Linked DNA regions of Homo sapiens: region 1 is linked to region 2. Evidence: chromatin loops called from intact Hi-C (ENCODE). Cell type or tissue: heart left ventricle. All regions are shown on one strand. Each heading gives the region's core, and the rest is flanking DNA. Links, peaks and the distances in the headings are about the cores only. Region 1 overlaps LOC105371610 (a long non-coding RNA gene). Region 2 has its middle 29 kb from the start of GORAB-AS1.

What was found. Hi-C counts contacts between places; a loop is a spot of excess contacts. Peaks named below come from ENCODE experiments on the same cell type or tissue, not always from the same donor. Only the 100,000 strongest peaks of a DNase experiment are listed, where the experiment ranks them.
Region 1: it touches region 2 in a loop (2.1-fold over the local background); 6 of 110 quality-filtered maps call a loop at or near these places.

What each region holds. Positions count from the first base shown.
Region 1 is chr1:170,650,405-170,660,247 of GRCh38, reverse strand. It overlaps LOC105371610 (a long non-coding RNA gene), which reads right to left. Exons shown (of 4, transcript XR_922277.2): 2 at 4,790-4,840; 3 at 3,401-3,462; 4 at 1-49. Among named protein-coding and RNA genes, the nearest start is that of PRRX1, 8.8 kb to the left of the region's middle. In heart left ventricle, for the core only: no CTCF peak of the experiment used is centred there; no DNase peak of the experiment used is centred there.
Region 2 is chr1:170,557,123-170,566,965 of GRCh38, reverse strand. No RefSeq gene overlaps it. Among named protein-coding and RNA genes, the nearest start is that of GORAB-AS1, 29 kb to the right of the region's middle. In heart left ventricle, for the core only: no CTCF peak of the experiment used is centred there; a DNase peak (open chromatin) is centred at 3,775; H3K4me3 peaks cover 299 bases; H3K27ac peaks cover 1,146 bases.

The DNA.
Region 1 (9,843 bases), core at 3,099-8,098, 92 kb before region 2:
CAGGGAGTTTCGAGGCAGGGTGGGCTGCGGGACGCGTTGGGACAGTCTCCTAGGAAGCAAATCACAAAGGCAAACACCCTGCAGAACTGATCCCCCCCACCGCCCCCCGGCTTTTCTTGCTTGTTTAAGTCTTTGTGGGTTTTTTCTTTTCCTTTTTTTCTATTAGCAATTACAAGTGGATTGGATCCACACTCTGATTATGTTTACACACATTTGTAATTTGTTGAGAGTCTGGATTGCAATTTTAAAAATCGGGATAACCCTTCAGGGAAATTCAAGACAGAGCTGATAATGCGTTCACCTCATAAACGACAAAAGGAGTGCTTGAGCTGGAGAAGGCGCTCCCGAAACCCTCCGAGCCAGAAGTGATGCTCTCCCCAGGGCACCCATAGGCAAGCCGGGAGCTCCTTCCCAGAGCGCCATAGGTCGCTGCTCCTAGCCTCTCCTTGACCTCCAGGCTCCAGGTCCTGCTCACAAGAGGGGTGGAGCAAGGGGGAAATTGAAGGACCAAAGTTCTCTGGGCTTGGCTCACGTTGTAGGAACCAGAAGGGCAAAGCACCCTGAGAATTTGAACGACCATCTGGCAGAAAGATGTCAGGAGAGGAGACTTGAGGAAGCTTTGGTGGACAGCACATACTCATCTCCCAAGCAGGCGGCAGGCTTGGCCTGGCATTTAGAAGGCCCGGGAGAATAGCCTGCTGTTGCCCCTGTAGTTCCTTAATCACTACTTTGCTTTCCCCATGTGACTTTTGGGGGTGGGAGAGAGAGCTGGAAAAAGAGAATTTCTAACTCAAAATCTCTGAACATGTGTAGGCCTTTCTTTGGCTTTAGCTTTGACTTCCATCCATCAATTATTATTTTTTGAAGTTTGAAGCCCTGCATGATGTAACTAACCAGAAACTTCTCCCTTATGACCCTTCCAGCATCTGAGACCCACTTTCCAACCATTCCTTCTGCCCTGCCTCCTTTACAATAACTCCTGTTTTTGAATTCATCCCTATGTAAGTGGGAGCAAAGCTGGATCTAGCAAGGAAACTTGCCAATAGATCAGACCAAGGTAGGAGAGAGGTTTGGTTCCCAGCCATGTGCCTTTGGGTGGTCTTATTAATAGTCAGGTTTGGTACTGATTACTGCCTAGGGTTTCCCTGGCACTGAAAGTTGGCAGAACTCTGCCTTATCTGGCTAGCAGAATGTCTCCCACCCTAAGCAATTTCCTCTCTGAGGTGGAAACCAGGGGTTGCACTCCCTGACATGTTAATAAACTAACATGATAATTAGGTGACAGGTCACAGGTTCCATGACACATAAAGAAGACAACACCACTCTCAGGCAAATAACATGCTGTGGGAATTAAAATGTTTTCCTTCTCATGGTTGACAATCTAGGACATATTCATTAGCAATGATACAGGGGAAAAGACAAATGCAAAATGGATTCTGCAGGGTTCCCATATTTTAATGTTTTTAGGAGTCTTTATGTCAGGCTTGAAAGGAACTCTCCTTTATCCTTCCAATTCTGATTCTTGTAATAATAAGTGTTATTTCAGGAGCATTTCTCCTATGCTCTATTCTTTATCCAATAGCCCCATTGAATTATTTTGAAATTTTATAATAATCAAAGGAAGTCAGACTAAAAATACATTTCCAAGTAATGAGCTGGTAATTGATCTGCTCTGTTATAGTCTGGGAAGCCCAATATATTCAGGTGGGACCTAGAATAGTTTCATTAAGCCCATCTGCTCCTCAAATCACTGGCTGGACACTGACTTTGCATATATCACTGAGGCAGCTTTAGCTAAAGACATCAGTGACATGCACATTTACAAATGCCGTAAGTATTCCTCATGCCTTATTTTGCTAAATGCTTCTGCTATAATTGATAGTGTTGAGCATCCTTTTTTTTTTTTTTTTTTTTGAATATTTTTCTCCTGGTCCTCTATTTCTCTGACCACTTATTTTGGTTTTCATAGTGTATTCCTTTTTCTCTGCTCACTCCTTAAATATTTATATTCTCTAGAATTCTGGTCTTCATTTTACTGTCTTTCAAAATAAATAGGTTGTTCTTAGAAGATATCATACTTTTTATGGGTTATGTCTTGGTCTGTTTTATGTTGCTATAAAAGAATATCTGATTGGGAGGCTGAGGTGGGCAGATCACAAGGTCAGGAGATCGAGACCATCCTGGCTAACACAGTGAAACCCTGTCTCTACTAAAAATACAAAAAATTAGCCAGGCGTGGTAGCAGACGTCTGTAGTCCCAGCTACTTGGGAGGCTGAGGCAGGAGAATGGCATGAACGCAAGAGGTGGAGCTTGCAGTGAGCCGAGATCTCGCCACTGCACTCCAGCCTGGGCAACAGAGCGAGACTCTGTCTCAAAAAAAAAAAGAATACCTGAGACTGGGTCATTTATAAAGAAAAGACGTTTGTTTAGCTCACGGTTCTGCAGGCTGAGAAGTTCAAGGATAAGTTCAAGTTCAAGTCCTGGCTTCTGGTGAGACCTATTCTGCTGCATCACAATATGGCAGAGAGGGTAAAAGGGGAAGTGGACATGTGTGAAGGGAGGGAAACCTTAGGGGCATCCCAGCTTATAACAACCCGCTCTCATGAGAATCCATTCTCCTGAGAACTGATTCACTCTTGTGAGAACAAGAATGTTTTTACTAATGCTAGAACAGCACTGAGCCATTCATGAGGGATCCACTGCCATAACCCAAACACCCCCCACTAGGCCCCACCCCCAACTCGCCCTCACTAGGGATCAAATTTCAACATGAGCTTTGGTGGTAACAAACAAACCATATCCAAACCACAGCAGTTAACTACCACCTGTTTGTCAATGAGTCCAAAATGTAAACCTTAAGCTTGTCCATCTACTTACTGTCATCTTGTGCAAACTGAGCAAGTTACCACTCCAAGCCTCAGCTTACCCATCTCTCAAATAATGCTAATTATGGCACCTACCATATATATTTGTGAAAATTAAGTAAGAATGCAGGCAATCAATTTATCACAGTGCTTAGCATATAGTAAGCTCTGAAGAAAAAAAAGATAGCTATCTCCTTGCTGGATCTGCACATTTATTGAAGAAACATAAATTTAAACTCTTGCCCCAGTAGTAAACCTAGGAATTATCCCAAATTCCTTCCTCTTTGATACCACCTCCAGGTCTGCCTATATTATCTAGCTAGCATCAATCCTGATGCAAAATAGCCAATAAATCCTTATGGAATTGGAACTGAAAATAAAGTAATACTGAAGGAGGTGAATAGGCAACACTATATGTGAATATGTATGTATTATATTTACAGTGTGTTCATATTATATAAACATAACAACAGTTAGTAGTCCAGGTGTCTTGCCAGATGCTTTCAGAGGAAATATGAGTATGCAGGTGCCATACCTTCTCTGTCTTGAGGAACCCAAATCTTATTCACCAGGCTGATTCAGATGTACCACAAATGGCTATTGAGAGGATTAAGAAAGAGAATAAAGGAAAAATGCCTTATCATAATCAATACTCAACAAATGTTAGTTCCCTTCCTCCACTCTTTACCTTATGCTCAGATTCTTCTGGGCTTCACAGGATAATAGGAAGCTTAATTCTTGCTATCTTCCTATTTTAGAAAAATCCTTTAAGGTTGGGCATATGCATGTAACTTAGATGCTTAAAAATGGGAATGGCTCTAGGCAAGCAGCAGCACACAGAGCTGTAAGATAAACCAATGCCAACCCCTCATTCCTTTGCAGGAAAAATTCATGCCTGGTAGGTTTTTTTGTGTCTCACTCTGAGAATTTGAGAACCTGCATACTCACCAGACTATTGGCCCTGAATAAGACATCTAAACTGAGATCCCAGACTAGGTTGGTGCCTCTGCAAGCTCTTCAACTTTTGGGCCCTGAAGCTCTGTTTCCAGGCCAGGCAGACGTGAGATGGAATCCAACAGTACAAATACAAAATTCTCTGGACCTGGGTAAGTTAGGCTGATTTGAAATGCATAAGGTCCTTCAGCTGACTTTGGGGCTTATTTATAGCATACCTGGTAGGTGTGCCACTTTAGATAACCTTCCTTGGCTTGCTGCTCCCATAAATCTGGAACCAAGTACAGCCCACTTCTCTGCTTGCTTTCCTCCCCTTCTACAAATCTCTAAATTTCTGAGCTTGTCTCTCTCTTTTCTCCCAGATCTCCACTTTTTCTATAATGCTAGCTCACAGGTAAACATCCAAACTGGTTACAACTTCTTTTGTCCCTTTATACCTGTTAGGTTAGGTATATATTTTACCCTAATTTTTCTTGTTTTTATCTTGTTAAAGACACCCGGATCTGCCTTATTTCAAGTTTTTCTCCACAGTAATTTCACAAAATTTCAGAGACTTTTTTTTCTTTCCTGCCTCAAAGTGATGCTTTGAGATAATGTGTATGTGAGGAACTCAGTGTAAAAGGTATGAGTGTATATAGGACCAGTTACATTTGTCATTACAATTACAGTTGTCATTCTTTCCTGACATTCTTTTCTTGCCTTTATCACTACAGAAAAGAAGTAAGGATTTATATGGTGGAAATAAGAAAACTAACTTTTATTAAAAAGTCTAAAATACTGTGTTATATCAGCACTTTGCAGATCACAAACCTATTAATTCCACATTTTGTTAAGTCACCATTCACCTCTTTATACAATACATACCTTTGTCTTTCATGAACCTGGTACCCAGCTCTGCATTTAAAGCACCAAAACTACCTATCTCCGAAATACATACTGGAGAAAAAAAACACTTCCTTTTGCTACTTACCCTTTTATTCTTTCCTCTTTCCTGATTTGTTCTTTTGAGCATCATCTGCTCCTTTAAATGAAAAGTCAGAATTATTTCCTTCAAAATATGAAAAGAGATTTAGTGACCTCTCTAATACTCATTACTATTGTGTGTCTCAGTCTCCATTAAAAATTATTACACAGGATCAAAGATATCAACATTTATATTCTATTTTGGACCAAATGACATAAAGTAGTAGTTCACCATTAATCTTTAACCATTACCAGACACTGTGTTACATCCTACTTTGTCCCTAATGTGGTGTAAAGACTAGAGGCTTTAGAGGCTTTGAAAGTTTATTCTTTGTTTCTAACTCTTTAAAGAAATTTTGAGCAAGTAACTTAGTTCCTCTGAGTCTCACACTTTGAGTCTCAGAAGCTCAAAGTACATCTGAAAGAAAAGTAAGGCCGGGAGCGGTGGCTCAAGCCTGTAATCCCAGCACTTTAGGAGGCTGACAGGGGCGGATCACGAGGTCAGGAGATCAAGACCATCCTGGCTAACATGGCGAAACCCCGTCTCTACTAAAAATACAAAAAATTAGCCGGGCGTGGTGGCGGGCGCCTGTAGTCCCAGCTACTCGGGAGGTTGAGGCAGGAGAATGGCGTGAACCCGGGAGGCAGAGCTTGCCATGAGCCGAGATTGTGCCACTGCACTCCAGCCTGGGTGACAGAGCGAGACTCCATCTCAAAAAAAAAAAAAAGTAAGATAACAAGTAAGACCTAACATAGTGCCTGGCAAGTAATAAATACTCACTAAAATTTAGTTCAGAAATTCTTTTGGCAATGATGTAGTAGCTTATAGCAGAAGAGTAGTGCTCCCTGCAAAAGCAACTTAAGAACCTAAAAATATTTATATCTTCCTCACTTCAAATATCAGACACCTGCCAAGGCGATCAAGACTTGAGCAACTGTATATTCCAGACAAGGATGCTCTGAGGTAAGTCAGACTTGTTTCATTCCATTTTTATCCTTGGGTTATCGGCAGCACTTTGGAATAAAACAAGAGACTGAAAAAAGAGATAGTATTTGTTTAAAAAAGGAGAACAGTAGAGATTTATGCAACTGTATGGCCTTGGAGGAAGAGAAATTGGAGTTTGGTATTGATGAGATTTTATAGAGAAGGGAGGCTGAGACAAATGAGACCAACATTCACATCAGTCTTCCCCACAAGGTATTAGCCAATTAAGCTGCGTAAGCAAAAGGCTAAGAAGCAGAACATAATGTGAATAATGGCAAATCAGAGATTTTTGCAACTTGACAATACTAAGGAGACAAAAACTGAAGTTCATGTCAAAGAGAAGAATCCGTAAGAAACACTCCAGGCTCTCTGTTAGAAGTCCTGGAAAGCTACACCCTATGAATGCAAAAAAATTGCATGTAGACCGAGCCTTAGAAAGACTGAGTTTAGTCCCAGGTTGGATTGAGCTAATCTGCCTCTCTGTTGCCTTTCAAGATAGGTTGAATCCTCTCTGGAGAAATATAGCACTAGAGTCTTTTTTTTTTTTTTTTTTTTTTTTTTTTTTTTTGAGACAAAGTCTTGCTCTGTCGCCCAGGCTGGAGGGCAGTGGTGCGATCTCAGCTCACTGCAACCTCTGCCTCCCAAGTTCAAGCGATTCTACTGTCTCAGCCTCCCAAGTAGCTGGGATTACAGGTGCCTGCCACCACACCCAGCTAATTTTCATATTGTTAGTAGAGACAGGGTTTCACTCTGTTGGCAAGGCTGGTCTTGAACTCCTGACCTAAAGTGATCCACCCACCTCAGCCTCCCAAAGTGCTGGGATTACAGGCATGAGCCACCAAATCTGGCCTAGAATCATTTTAATGTTTACACAAAATGTCCAACATTTGATAAAAATAACAAAAAAAAGGCACCAAAAAATCTAGTGTATTAAAAAATTAGACCAAGACAAGCAATACACAACACACATGGACTAATTAACATAATCAAAGTAATAAATGATAAGATGAGAATTTCACAAGAAAACATGCAACTATAAGAATCAAATGAAATGTTCTAGAACTAAAAAATGCAAAAACTGAACTTAATTCAAGAGATGAGTTTATCAGGATATGTGACACAGCTCAAGAGGGAATTAGTGAGCTGGAAAATAAATAGGTCAGGAGAAAAGACTGAAGCAGAGAGCAAAAATAATGAGAAGTATAGAAAAAACAGAAGAGATATATATGATAAGATATAGACATATGGATAATATCTAGCATCCACGTAGTTGAATTTCAGAAGAAGAATAAAGAGAGGATGGGGGAAATTTAAATAAATTGGGTTTGATTAAAATTTGTCCAAAGTTGATGGAAGACATCAAGTCACTGATTCAAGAAGCTCTTTAAACAACAAGATGAATAAATACAAATAAAAGAAAATGATACCTACATACATCATAATAAGACTGGTGAGATACAAACAAAACACAAACAACAAAAAGGAAAAATTTTTAAATGGCCAGAGAAATAAAGATATTTTGGCCCCAAAGTAGCAAAAGCAAAACTTTAGGCTGACTGCTCAACAGAAACAATGAAAGCCAGAGACAATGGGATGACATTTTTTAAGTACTGGAAACAAATAACTGCCCTCCTGAAGTTCTATGCCTAGTGAAAGTATCTTTGTTAAAACAAAATGAAGATAGTTTCAGACAAAGTAAAACTTGAGATCAATTTGCTACCAGCAAACTCACACTAAACACAGTTTCTAAATGATTTTACCTAGAAACATAGAAATTCAGGAAGAAATAAAGTGCAAAATAAATGGCAAATATGTCAGTAAGTCTGAATGAATATTGACTGTAAAAATAATGATAACAATAATGTCTTATGGTCTAAATACACTAATTAAAAAACAAGAAACATCATGCTGCTACAGATTGCTACAAGAGCTACTCCTTAAATATAAAGAAAAAGAGAAGTTAAAAGCAAAAGAATGAGAACATTTTGTGAAAAGATCAGCAAAACAAAGAATATGAGTACCAGAAAAGATAAGCTTAAAAGGAAGAAACAATTTTAGACATGAAAAAGGACATTTAATAACAACAAATAAAGTGAATGTTATAGGAAAACATTACAATTAAACTTTGTATGCATCTATTAGTGTGGCTTCCAAAAATAAATATTAAAAATTAGATGAACCAAGAGGAGAAATATACAAAACCATAATTATAGAGAATATTTAATATATCTTTCTCCATAACACAAAAAAAAATTATTAAAAAGAGGGGAGGTCTGAAAAATACTTGGCCTAGTTGACACATATGGAACACTGAAGTCAACTATGACGAACTATGTATATTTTTTCCAAATGCATAGATAACATTGACCAAAATGTTAATGACTATATGCACTGTGGTTTGAATGTTTGTCTCTTTCAAAACTCATGTGGAAACTCAGTCCCCAGTGTAACAGTATTAAGAGATGAGAACTTTAAAATGTGATGGGGCCTTTAGAAAGGTTATGAGGGCTCTGTCCTCATCAATGCATTAATAGGTTTGCAGGAATGGGTTAGTTATCATGAGAGGGGGTCTGTTATTAAAGCCAGTTTGGCTGTCTCTAATAAGCTCCCTTGCCATGTGATGCCACCTTGGGGGCTCTAAAGAAAGTCTCTACCAGTAATAGGGCTCTCGCCAGATGTGGCTCCAAGAACTTGGACTTCCCAGTCACCAGAACTATGAAAAATAAATTTATTTTCGTTATAAATTACCCAATCTCAGGTATTCAGTTGTAGCAACAGAAAATGGACTAAGGCAGAAAAATATATGCAGAGCCATTAAATGAGTCTCAAAATTATTCAAGGCATTGAAACTAGTCAATTAAATGCTCAAGCTAGAACTCAAGTGTAAAATAAAGACATAATCAGATGAGATAACCAGAAGATTCCAGTATGCTTGGAAATTAAGCTATTTTATTCCATAAACTATTTATCAAAGAAGAAATTTAAATGGAAGCTAGAAACATTTTGGACTACACAGTGAAAATCCTACATATCCAACATATAGAATGCATCTAAGGATATTTCTGATGGAGATTTTATAGTGTTATAGTCTTAAGCTATATTAGAGAAAAAAGGACTGAAAACTTGTGATTCAAGTATCTATCTCAAAAACATAAAAAACTGAAGATTAAACACTAATAAAGTAGAATAAAAGAAACAATAAAGATGAACTGAAACTAATAAGATAGAAAAAAAAGGAGGTACAATGGAGAAAGTCCACAAAGCTAAAAGCAGATACTTCGAATAGACCAAGAAAATCAGTAAGTTCTTTGCCAGTCTAAGAAAGAACAAAAGAGAAAAAAAATGAATTATCAATATTGGGGTAAAAAAAGGGGAATCAACACAGATCTCTATGTATTAAATACATCTTAAGAGAGTAATTATGTTTTCATTCAAATAAATTTGAAAATTCAGAAGAAATGTACAGATTCTTTAAAAACAGAATTTAATGGCCGGGCACGGTAGCTCACGCCTGTAATCCCAGCACTTTGGGAAGCCGAGGCGGGCGGATCACCTGAGGTCAGGAGTTCGAGACCAGCCTGGCCAACATGGTGAAAACCTGTCTCTACTAAAAATACACACACACACAAAATAGCCAGGTGTGGTGTCAGGCACCTGTAATCCCAGTTACTTGGGAGGCTGAGGCAGGAGACTCGCTTGAACCCGGGAGGTGGAGGTTGAAGTGAGCTGAAATGGCGTCATTGCACTCCAGCCTGGGCGACAGAGTGAGACTCCTCAAAAAAAAAAAAAAAAAAAAAGCCGGGCTTGGTGTATCACACCTGTAATCCCAGCACTTTGGGAGGCCGAGGCAGGTGGATCGTGAGGTCAGAAGATGGAGACCATCCTGGCTAACATGGTGAAAACCGGTCTCTACTAAAAATACAAAAATTAGCTGGGCGTGGTGGCGCGCCTGTAGTCCCAGCTGTTCCGGAGGCTGAGGCAGGAGAATCGCTTGAACCCGGGAGTCAGAGGTTGTAGTGAGCCAAGATCTCGCCACTGCACTCCAGCCTGGCGACAGAGTGAGACTCCGTCTCAAA
Region 2 (9,843 bases), core at 1,894-6,893:
ACAAATGGGTCAGCTCATATGTATGATAAATGGATCTTTCTATGCCATTGAGAATTATCTAGTAAGTAGGAAGACCAAGGACTCATGAGAAACCCATTCATCAAATCTTCTCACAGTGAAATGCCAAGAGATGTATGCGTAAGGCCTGTCCTGCAAAGAATTACAAGCTAGTGGATGGGGTAAAAACAGAAGAGAACCAATGTTTATTGAGTATCAAATAGTCACTAATCCTTTCAGTAAGCATACATTGAGTATCTACTATGTGCTAGGAACTCTTCTAGGTGCCAAAGATACAGCAGTGAACACAACAGACAAAACCTGACCGACTTACTTTGTAGTATAAACCCTAGGCATTTTTTTATGTAACTTTATTTGATACTCCCAAGAACTCTCTAAACTAGTTATTATTATTCTCAGTTTAAACATGAGAAAACAAAACTACAGATAGGTTAAATTACCAGTTTGTTAGGGAGAGAGCCTGGATTTCAAGCTAAATCTGCCTGACTTTAAAGCCTACATGCTTTCTATTACACCACATGGTCGTTAGAGATTAATGAAATCCTAAGAGATACCTATAGGGCAAGACAGAGTAGGGTAATTGCCAGTTGAGAAGAATCCAGATGAGTGATGCCTGGCAAAGGGCTGAGGCAGCCCAGGAGAATTTCTTGGAGGCCCTGAGTCTGAAGGATAGATGGAGCTTTGGCAAGAGAAGAGATAAAACAGGGCATACAAAGGTGCACAGACAGGTATGTCCATGGCTCATTTAGGAACAATGAGTAGAAATAGCTTAAATGAAAAGACATGGTCTCACAGGGGAGAATAGGGAGACAGAGAGAAGGGTCTGGGACAAATTGTGGTGTGTCTTAAACACTAGGGTTTGTACGGCATCCTGGGGCAGTAGAGAATGTGGAAGATGGGACTTAGACATTACGACAGTAAATGTCCTACTGCTTTATTACTACTAAAAGATGTTCCTCTTTCAAAGTTATCATTTACTTATTTGTGAAAGAGGATAATCTTGGACATATTTTTAGGTGACTTCAAAAATAACTAATAAAAACATTTGTAAATTGATGGACAAAGGACCAGCATATTATTAAATTTTCATGCTGGATATATTTTTTAATATCGATCAGATTCTTTTTTGGGCAGGCTTACTGTTCATACAACTGGATACATGAGTATTAAGCCAATAAAACGGGTTGAAGAATGTGAGAAATTTATCTACTACATGAAGTCATTGTTTCATATTTTTCTGAGGCTCCCAGTGGACTCTGAACACCAGATTTTTGTTACTCTCTGCTTTCCACATTGTACTTTCCCATGAGGAGATTCTTTTGATATCAGCATGGGGTATATGGAATTCTTTGGGGGTGAAAGGTGTACTTTCTATTATAGTAACTTTCAATTTAACTAGTGCATTTCCATGCAAAAACAAAAAACAACAACAAAAAAAAACTGCTATCAATGCAATAAAATTTGAAGGGACACACCGGATCTGTGTTTTAATTTTATTCTGGTGGGGTAAAGTTGCTGAGTAAATTTGTTGAGCAGCTGGAATTATTAAAGTCACACTAACATTGAAAAAAGAAGGTCCTGACATCAACATACTCGAAGATCTGAATAATTTTGGTCAGACTCCAGTTTTGAAATCCTTTGCTCTGACTTGTTCCTTCCTTCCTTTCCTTCTTTCTTCCTTCCTTTCTTTTTCTTTCTCTACCTTTTCTTTCTTTTTCTCTCTCTCTTTCTTCCTTTCTTATATTTTCTTTCTTTCTCTCTCTTTTCTTTTTCTTTTTCTTTCTTTCTTTCTCTCTTTCTTCTCCTTCTTTCTTTTCTTTCTCTCTCTCTCTTCTTTCCTTCCTTCCTTCCTTCCTTATTCCCTTCTCTTTCTTTCTTTCTTTCTTTCTTTCTTTCTTTCTTTCTTTCTTTCTTTCTTTCTTTCATCTCTCTCCCACACTGATTTGGTTTCTGGCTTTTCTCCTTTTTCTAATGAACCCAATTCTATGTGGATTTTTAAATTTCGCCTGCTATAGTGCAAACAGTTCCTGTGGTATAACCTTTAGGTCAATTCTTCAAGTATTATTTGCTTGGTCTGTTCAGGAAAAATAAAATCACTTTCTTCTGCCCAGATCCTATGTAATTGCATGAATGCTCTGATTTAGTTGGCTCTGCAAATTTATCCCAAGGTGCTTTGACTGCAAAGATGGAAGAGAATTCATTATACATTCCTTGCTGAAATAGTGACCTGCAAATAATGATGGGGAATCAACCTTGATCGCTGGACTTTTCCTTTAGTCTAATTTCTTCTGAACTTCAGACTGTAACTTTTTTTGACTGGATAGCCTAAGGACATACTGGAGTCTGACCAAGGGGGTGCACAGACCTGGATTTTCACACCATGAAGCTGGTAACAGTTTTGACTTCAATACCTTGAAAAGTAGGTGATTTCAATTGCCCTGTTTCCTTTCAGGGGAAAACGCTCTCTTTGCACCTAAACAGTCTTCCGGTGCTTTTGACTGACAAGCATATTGTTATGATTATGACTGGACTTCTTGACTCCTGCAGGGATAGCATTTAAAACTGCCTGAGACTGGCACAAATCAAAATATTCATCAACTTAAACTATGTCAGCTAAAATGGGAAAGCCAAAATTGTAGTGTTTTATATCATGTCAGAAGTCCATGAACACAGTGCAAAACCTCTTAACTGTTTCCTTGCCAAGAGAAAAGCCTTGTACGCTGCATAATCGAACTTATTTGGATTTTTTTTTTTTTCAAAATTACACCTGTCATGAAAATGCCTTGTGTTTCCCCTTTCATAGTGCCCATCAGTTTTTTGGGTTTGTTAACTCTTCCTTCCCATTCATTGATTCATTTGATCATTCAATGCACACTTTTGAATGCCTATTGTGTGCAGGGCACTGTGTTTGCCTTTGTGGAGAAAGGGAACTAAGTCCTTGCACACTATTTACTGGTGGTCTGCTACAAGGTAGAGATATATCCATAAATGGCTACAAAATAAGCAGTATAAAAAGCAGTATAAAATGTGGTATGTATAGATAAGCTGCCAGGATAGTTCAATAAATATGAAATCACTTCTACCCAGGCAATGGAAAGCTGAATATTGAAGGGATTGTCTGCCCAGCCTCCACTTTTTCTTTCCTCCATCAGTGGTGGGTACTTCATAGCCATTTTATAAAATGGGATCCTATCCTTCCCTACAAGGGGTCTCTCAGCTACAGTTAATTGATTATTGACCCTGTTGGCCCAATCAGAAGATCCATTAGAATCCAAATATCAGAACAAGAGATTTCAGTCTCAGCATGGCAGGACGAGGAGCATAAATTTAGGCCCTGTCTACAGAGGGGAAGAGAAAAGCCATGAAGAGAATGAACAAAGCCACCACGCAAAGAACAGAAACCAGAGGAAGCATGGTTCTGATAGAAATCCACAGCTTTGGTGCTTTCATGAAGCATGATCACATTTCTGTCTTAGACTCCAGTCCTTCCCGCTCCTTCTAGCACCTGCATTATATTTTCTCTGAGGGAAGTGGTGGGCAAAAATGAGTTGATTTCTATTACTCACATCCCAAAGAACCCTATCTAATGTGGAAGGCTTTGTAAGAAAGGAGGAAGACGAGTTCATTTCAATTTTACAGAGAATAAAAAAGAGAATAGAAATCCTAGTGTAACAGGATAATATTTTGATGTATTAACCAATGTGTTTTCCCCGTGATTTCCTGTTACCCTTGACCCTCCCCCATCCCGGCAGCTAGACCATGAGTCATTCCTTGCCTCAAGGGAGGGTTGTCACAGCAGAACCAGAGAACAAAAGAGACAAATTCTTGGCTTTCAAGTTTAAAAAGCTGAGCTTCAGGCTTCAGACAAAAAATATTTGGAAGAAGAAGATTTGATTAATTTGAGCCAATTTTTTCCCCTGCCCTCGTATGATAAAAATTCCCCTGGCTGGGATACAAGAGGCGATTCTAAGGCAAAGCAAGATGGTTAGATGCCGCTGAGTTCCTGGGAAGGGGCTCCTGCACTCTTCTGCTGCCCCTCCCCTTGCTGAGCCCTGGCCTGTGTGTGGGTTTTTCAGGTTCTGAGAATCAGGAGACCTGTGGCTTATTTCCTTGTTGGAATCTAGGAGATGGCAAACCTCAGAGAAATCCTCTATACTCAGCATTGGATCAGAGGAGCTGCCTGGTACATCTAGAGCAGAAGCGTCTAGGGTTTCCTCAGAGAGTTTTCTGTAATCTCAGAGTGGTAAGGGAGGTGAGCCTATTATTTTCTGGGACCTTGAGATGAGTGTAGAAGTGGCTGAGAGAGACCCAGACCTAGAGGAATCCTGCAGTCTGGTCTAAGGGATAATGAAGATGTAATCCACATGGGAATGGACTGAGTACTGGGTACCAGTGGTACTATCTACAGCTTAAAGGATGCAAGCCTGGAAAGATAACAACCAACAACCAAACCTGAGACACACCAAGGACCTTGAGTCATTCTGGGAAAGCAGCTTGGATACCCTCCGGGTAGCAATCTGAGCATGTTAGACCCACAGCTCTCTACTCTTTGCACTGAATACTTCCCCAAATGGAGACTCTGATTAGATAGTTTAGACATCATTTAGATATGGCATACACCTCTATGGGGCAGAGTTCCTGCTAATCACTCTAAGGATGGCTGGCCTCCCTTTTGGGTCAGCCTATATTTCACTGCCTGAAAGAACTTGCTGGAGTTCCTGATTCAACCCACTATGGCATATCAGTTTTTTTTTTTCTTTTAATTTTTTTTTTGAGTCAGAGTCTCTGTCTGTCACCCAGGCTGGAGTGCAGTGGCATGATCTGGGTTTACTGCAACCTCCGCCTGTAGGGTTCAAGCAATTCTTGTGTCTCAGCCTTCTGAGTAGCTGGGATTACAGAGGCACACCACCACACTTGGCTAAATTTTTTGTGTTTTTAGTAGAGACAGGGTTTCACCATGTTGGCCAGGCTGGTCTCGAACTCCTGACCTCAGGTGATCCACCTGCCTCGGCCTCCCAAAGTGCTGGGACTATAGGCATGAACAACTGTGACCGCCCAGCATGTCAGTTATTTATTGCTGCATTAAAAAACACCCAACACTTAATGTCTTTAAACAACAACCATTTTATTTGCTTCTGATCGTGGGGATAGAACAGAAGAACTGCCCATTTGATCCTAGCCCAATTCGCTGACGCACAGAATGGTGAGAAAATAAAATGGTTGTTGTTTTAAGCAACTCTTTTTCCTCAAAGTCATGCTGAGACATGGTTTTTATAGAGTGAAGTCATGCTTTTTAGGTGTATAGTTTTATGTAAGCCGTTGAGTTTTGGGGAAGAATTGGTACCTAGAACTGAGATGCTGTTGTAACAAAAATCTAAAACATATGTCTTTGGCTTTGGGACCAGGTAGCAGATAGAGGCTGCAAAAGCTGTGGGGAAACCGCTTGCAGAAAGATGGAAAGTGGGCAGCCCATATTATCCAATGGTGGAACAACTGGCAAAAAATAACGCCCATGATAACTCAGAAAATAGAAAATGTGCCTAATGAATTTCTGGCAAAGGAGATTTCTAGACGGAATAGTGATCATTTGAGTGCTTCTAGATGCATATCGTAAGGTACCATGAGAGAGATACTACAAAAACAGACAAAAATGTTTCAGTTTGCAAGCAGAATTTAAAGAAAATAGAGAGGGCTAAGACTTACTGGGTTGGAAAATAAAACTGTTTCTCATCCTTAGCCTTGCCAGCTGCTAGAAGATTGTGAAAGTAAGAAACAGGCTGAGGGTAAATTACACCAAGGGCGTGACTATAAGATCTTTTGTTAAGGCCTCAAAAATATTTAAGGTGGTGATGCCTTGAACTTCTCAGCCAGACAAAAGGGCTTCTAAGAAGCTTAGTGACTATATTAGTCAGCTTAGGCTACCATAATAAAATACCACAGGCTGGGTGGCTTAAACAACAAAAATTTATTTCTCACAGTGCTGGAGGCTAGAAAAATCTAAGATCAAGGTTCTGGCCAATTTGATTTCTGTTGAGCGCCCTCTTCCTGGCTTGCAGATGGCCACCCTTTCACTATGTCCTCATGTGGGGAGGTGTGTGTGAGCTCTCTGGTGTCTCTTTTTATAAGGATACTAATCCTATAGATCAACGCCCAGCCCTTATGACCGCATTTAAACTTAATTACCTCCTTACAGGCCCTATCTCCAAATATAGTCACATTGGGGATTAGGGATTCAACATGTGAATTTTGGTGGAACACAGCTCAGTCCACAGTGGAGGTATTGTTTCACAGCTGCCTAAAATAAATATGTCTTTGGGGTTATGAATGAACCCCACCAAGACTCTGTATTAGTCCATTTTCTTTTCTTTTCTTTTTTGTTTAAGATGAAGTCTTACTCTGTCGCCCAGGTTGGAGTGCAGTGGCGCGATCTCGGTTCACTGCAAACTCCGTCTCCTGGGTTCAAGTGATTCCCTTGCCTCAGCCTCCTGAGTAGCTGGGATTACAGGCATGTGCCACCACGCCCAACTAATTTTTGTATTTTTAGTAGAGATGGGGTTTCATCATCTTGGTCAGGCTAGTCTCGAACTCCTGACCTCGTGATCCGCCTGCCTTGGCCTCCCAAAGTGCTGGGATTACAGGTGTGAGCCACCGTGCCCAGCCATAGTCTGTTCACATACTACTATAAAGAACTGACTAAGACTGGGTAATTTATAAAAGAAAGAGGTTTAATTGACTCACAATTCAGCATAGTTGGGGAGGCCTCAGGAAACTGACAATCATGGCAGAAGGTAAAGGGGAAGCAAGGCACCTTCTTCACAAGGCAGCAGGAAGGAGATGTGCCAAGCGAAAGGGGAAGAGCCCCTTATAAAACCATCAGATCTCATGAGAACTCACTCATTGTCACAAGAACAGTATGGGAGGAACTGCCCCCGTGATCCAATTACTGCCAACTGGTCTCTCCCTTGACACATGGGGAAAATAAGGATTATAATTCAAGATGAGATTTGGATGGAGACATAATGCCTAACCATATCAGATTCAAAGACAATCTACCAAATTTTAAAAGAGTTGTATTGACAAAGCACCACCTGCTTGAACTAAAAGAGGAGACTTTACAAAATGAAAAAAGGCCTCAGGACCATCAAAAGTTTTTATGGTCAGGAAGCTGGCTGAGAAAGTTACTAAGTTGCAAACACGGATCATTCCTTGAGGAAAAAACAAAAACAAAAACAAAAAACAGATATCTCAGAGTGCAGAGCCAAGAATTGTGGAAAACCTAGAACTAGGTAACCACTCCCAGAAAGCAGAATTAAACCCAAATTACACTCACTGTCTCCAGAAAAGAGAGTCCTGACAATATGTCCCAGGCTAGATTTCAGGATGCTTCCCATTTGCTTCCTGTTCCTCTTCTTCTTTTTGTTGTTGCTATTTTATTTTTTTCAGACTGCATCTTAGTCTGTTGCCCAGGCTGGAGTGCAGTGGTGCAATCATAGCTCACTGCAACCTTAAATTATGGGCTCAAGCAATACTCTTGCTTCAGCCTCTTGAATATCTAGGACTACGTGTGTGCCACTATGCCCGGATAGTTTTATTATTTTAAAAACTTTCTGTAGAGATGAGTTCTCACTATGTTGCCCAGGCAAATTCATGGCCCCAAGTAATTCTTCTGCCTCAGCCTCCCAAAGTGCAAGTAATACAAGTGAGAGCCACTATGCCCAACTACCTTTCCTTTTAAAAAGGGACTGTCTCCTGAAGCTATCCTATTCCCCTCACCACTGTATATTGAAGTGTGGTGAGGACAGGTAAATTTTCATTTTAGTTCACAAGTTTTTAGACTAAGAGGAGTCACGTTGGCAGTTCGAAACCTGAGGTGCCTCATTCACATCTGGACTTGATTAGATGACGAAATCCTGGACTCCACATCTGAAACCAGAATGGGATGGATGAGGCTTTTTGGGGAGGCGGTGAATACATTTTTGTATTTGTAATGGATGTAAATGATTGTAACAAGGCAGCCAGCCGACTGTGGTAAATTGTTTGCAAAGATCACAACAATCCCTCTCATTCCTATATGAATGCCCCTTTGCAATGTGACTTTCCTACTCCTCCCATCAAGTTGTCAAGACTGTTTGTTCACCACTTGAATCTTGGCCAGTCCTATGACTTGCTTTCATCAGTGGACTGCAGCAAGTAATGTGATATGACTTCAAGAAGCCCTGCATCTCCTACTGTTGCCATCTTGGAACCCTGGGACCTCCATGAATAGAAGCCTGAGCTAGCTCCTTGAGACTGAGAGACTAAATGGAAAAAAAGATCTAGGTGACAGGCATCACCAACAGCCAGAATGTGAATGAGGCTGCCTTGGATCATCCAGCCCTAGGAAAGCCACCTGACTACTGCAATCACATGAGTGATCCCCAGCAAGATCAGCAGAACTTTCCAGCTGAATCTAGACCAAATTGCTGACCCACAGAACCATGAGCAAATAAAAGTGGTTATTGTGTCAAGACACTAAGTTATGCGGTGGTTTGTTATGCAGCCATAAACAACAGATATATGTGGCTAGAATGGCATAGTTGGTTTCCCTTCTCTAACAGCATGTTGCACCAGCAATAGGAACAGGACAGGTTGGGGTAATTTTCCTCAAATGGAGATTATCATAGTATAGGCAAAGGCTTCAGGAACTCATTTCTCAGCTCATGCACTAGGATATGATTTCAGGATGTCCTCAAGTCCTCTCCAGGCACACCATTCCCCAGTTCTCTCACCTGGTCTCTGATGCTTGGCATTTCTTTAGCTAGGGGCTAAAAGTTATACTACACAAATTAAAATACATTACTTTAAAATATTCCACTACATTAAAATGCAAACACTCTTGGGAGAAGTGATCTACTAACTTAAAATTTCCCCAAGATTCAAGTAACTGTCTTCAGATCTTCTCCAAAGAGCATATTTTGAAAGAAAGAGCACTGGCGCCCTGAAAGAGGGCTTAGGCTAAGAGAAGCCATTGTTTGCCTAGACTTTTGTCTAGAATACAGACCTGTCTTGTGCCATGGGAGACTAGTAGGACCACAGGAGACCTTGCCCTCTTCATTTCGTATCTTCTGAAGTGGTCAGACAGACACATGGAGAGGAATACAGCAATAAGACACCTGCTTCTATCTGCCGGGCTTTCCAGTGTCTCTGTCAGAGTTGGGTACTTCTTGTCCCATCTTATGGCTACTGGGCATCTCATTTTTCATCCTGTTGAAACACCTGGCACCACCATAGTGTGCAGTTTAGTTGATCACTAGTTCTAGGGTCCTCCCTCTCTTCCACCAACAGCATAGTGGTAGGGAAGGAAAAGCTCAGACTAAAAAGTTCGAGATGCTTCTGGCTGTGACACTGGAGCCATGCCTACTGGTAATTTCTGAGGGAAATGCACATGAGGTGAATGAACCACAGTATGGGAAATGACCCAACATGCTTCAGGGCTAAGCAACTGTAATCATAATTCTACCAGACTGTACTTCCATATTTATGGCTACTGATTTTCAAGTTTGTGTCTGAACTGCCTGGTTTTTGCTTGGTTACAGATATGAGATAGTTAATTCTGCAGTTTTAAATTTAGTGAAAGCTCTGGCATAAATACACAGCTTCAGAATGCTGGATACAACTAATGGCCACATGTACTATACACATGGTAATATTACCCAACAACTGAAATAATGGCTCATGAAATGACTCTTCTAACTCCAATTGTTCATTTCCTTCTCATTCTCCCTCTAACAGCAGTGACACTATACATTGCAGGGTTGTTTCACTCCTCAGCTGAACCTTTGGCCT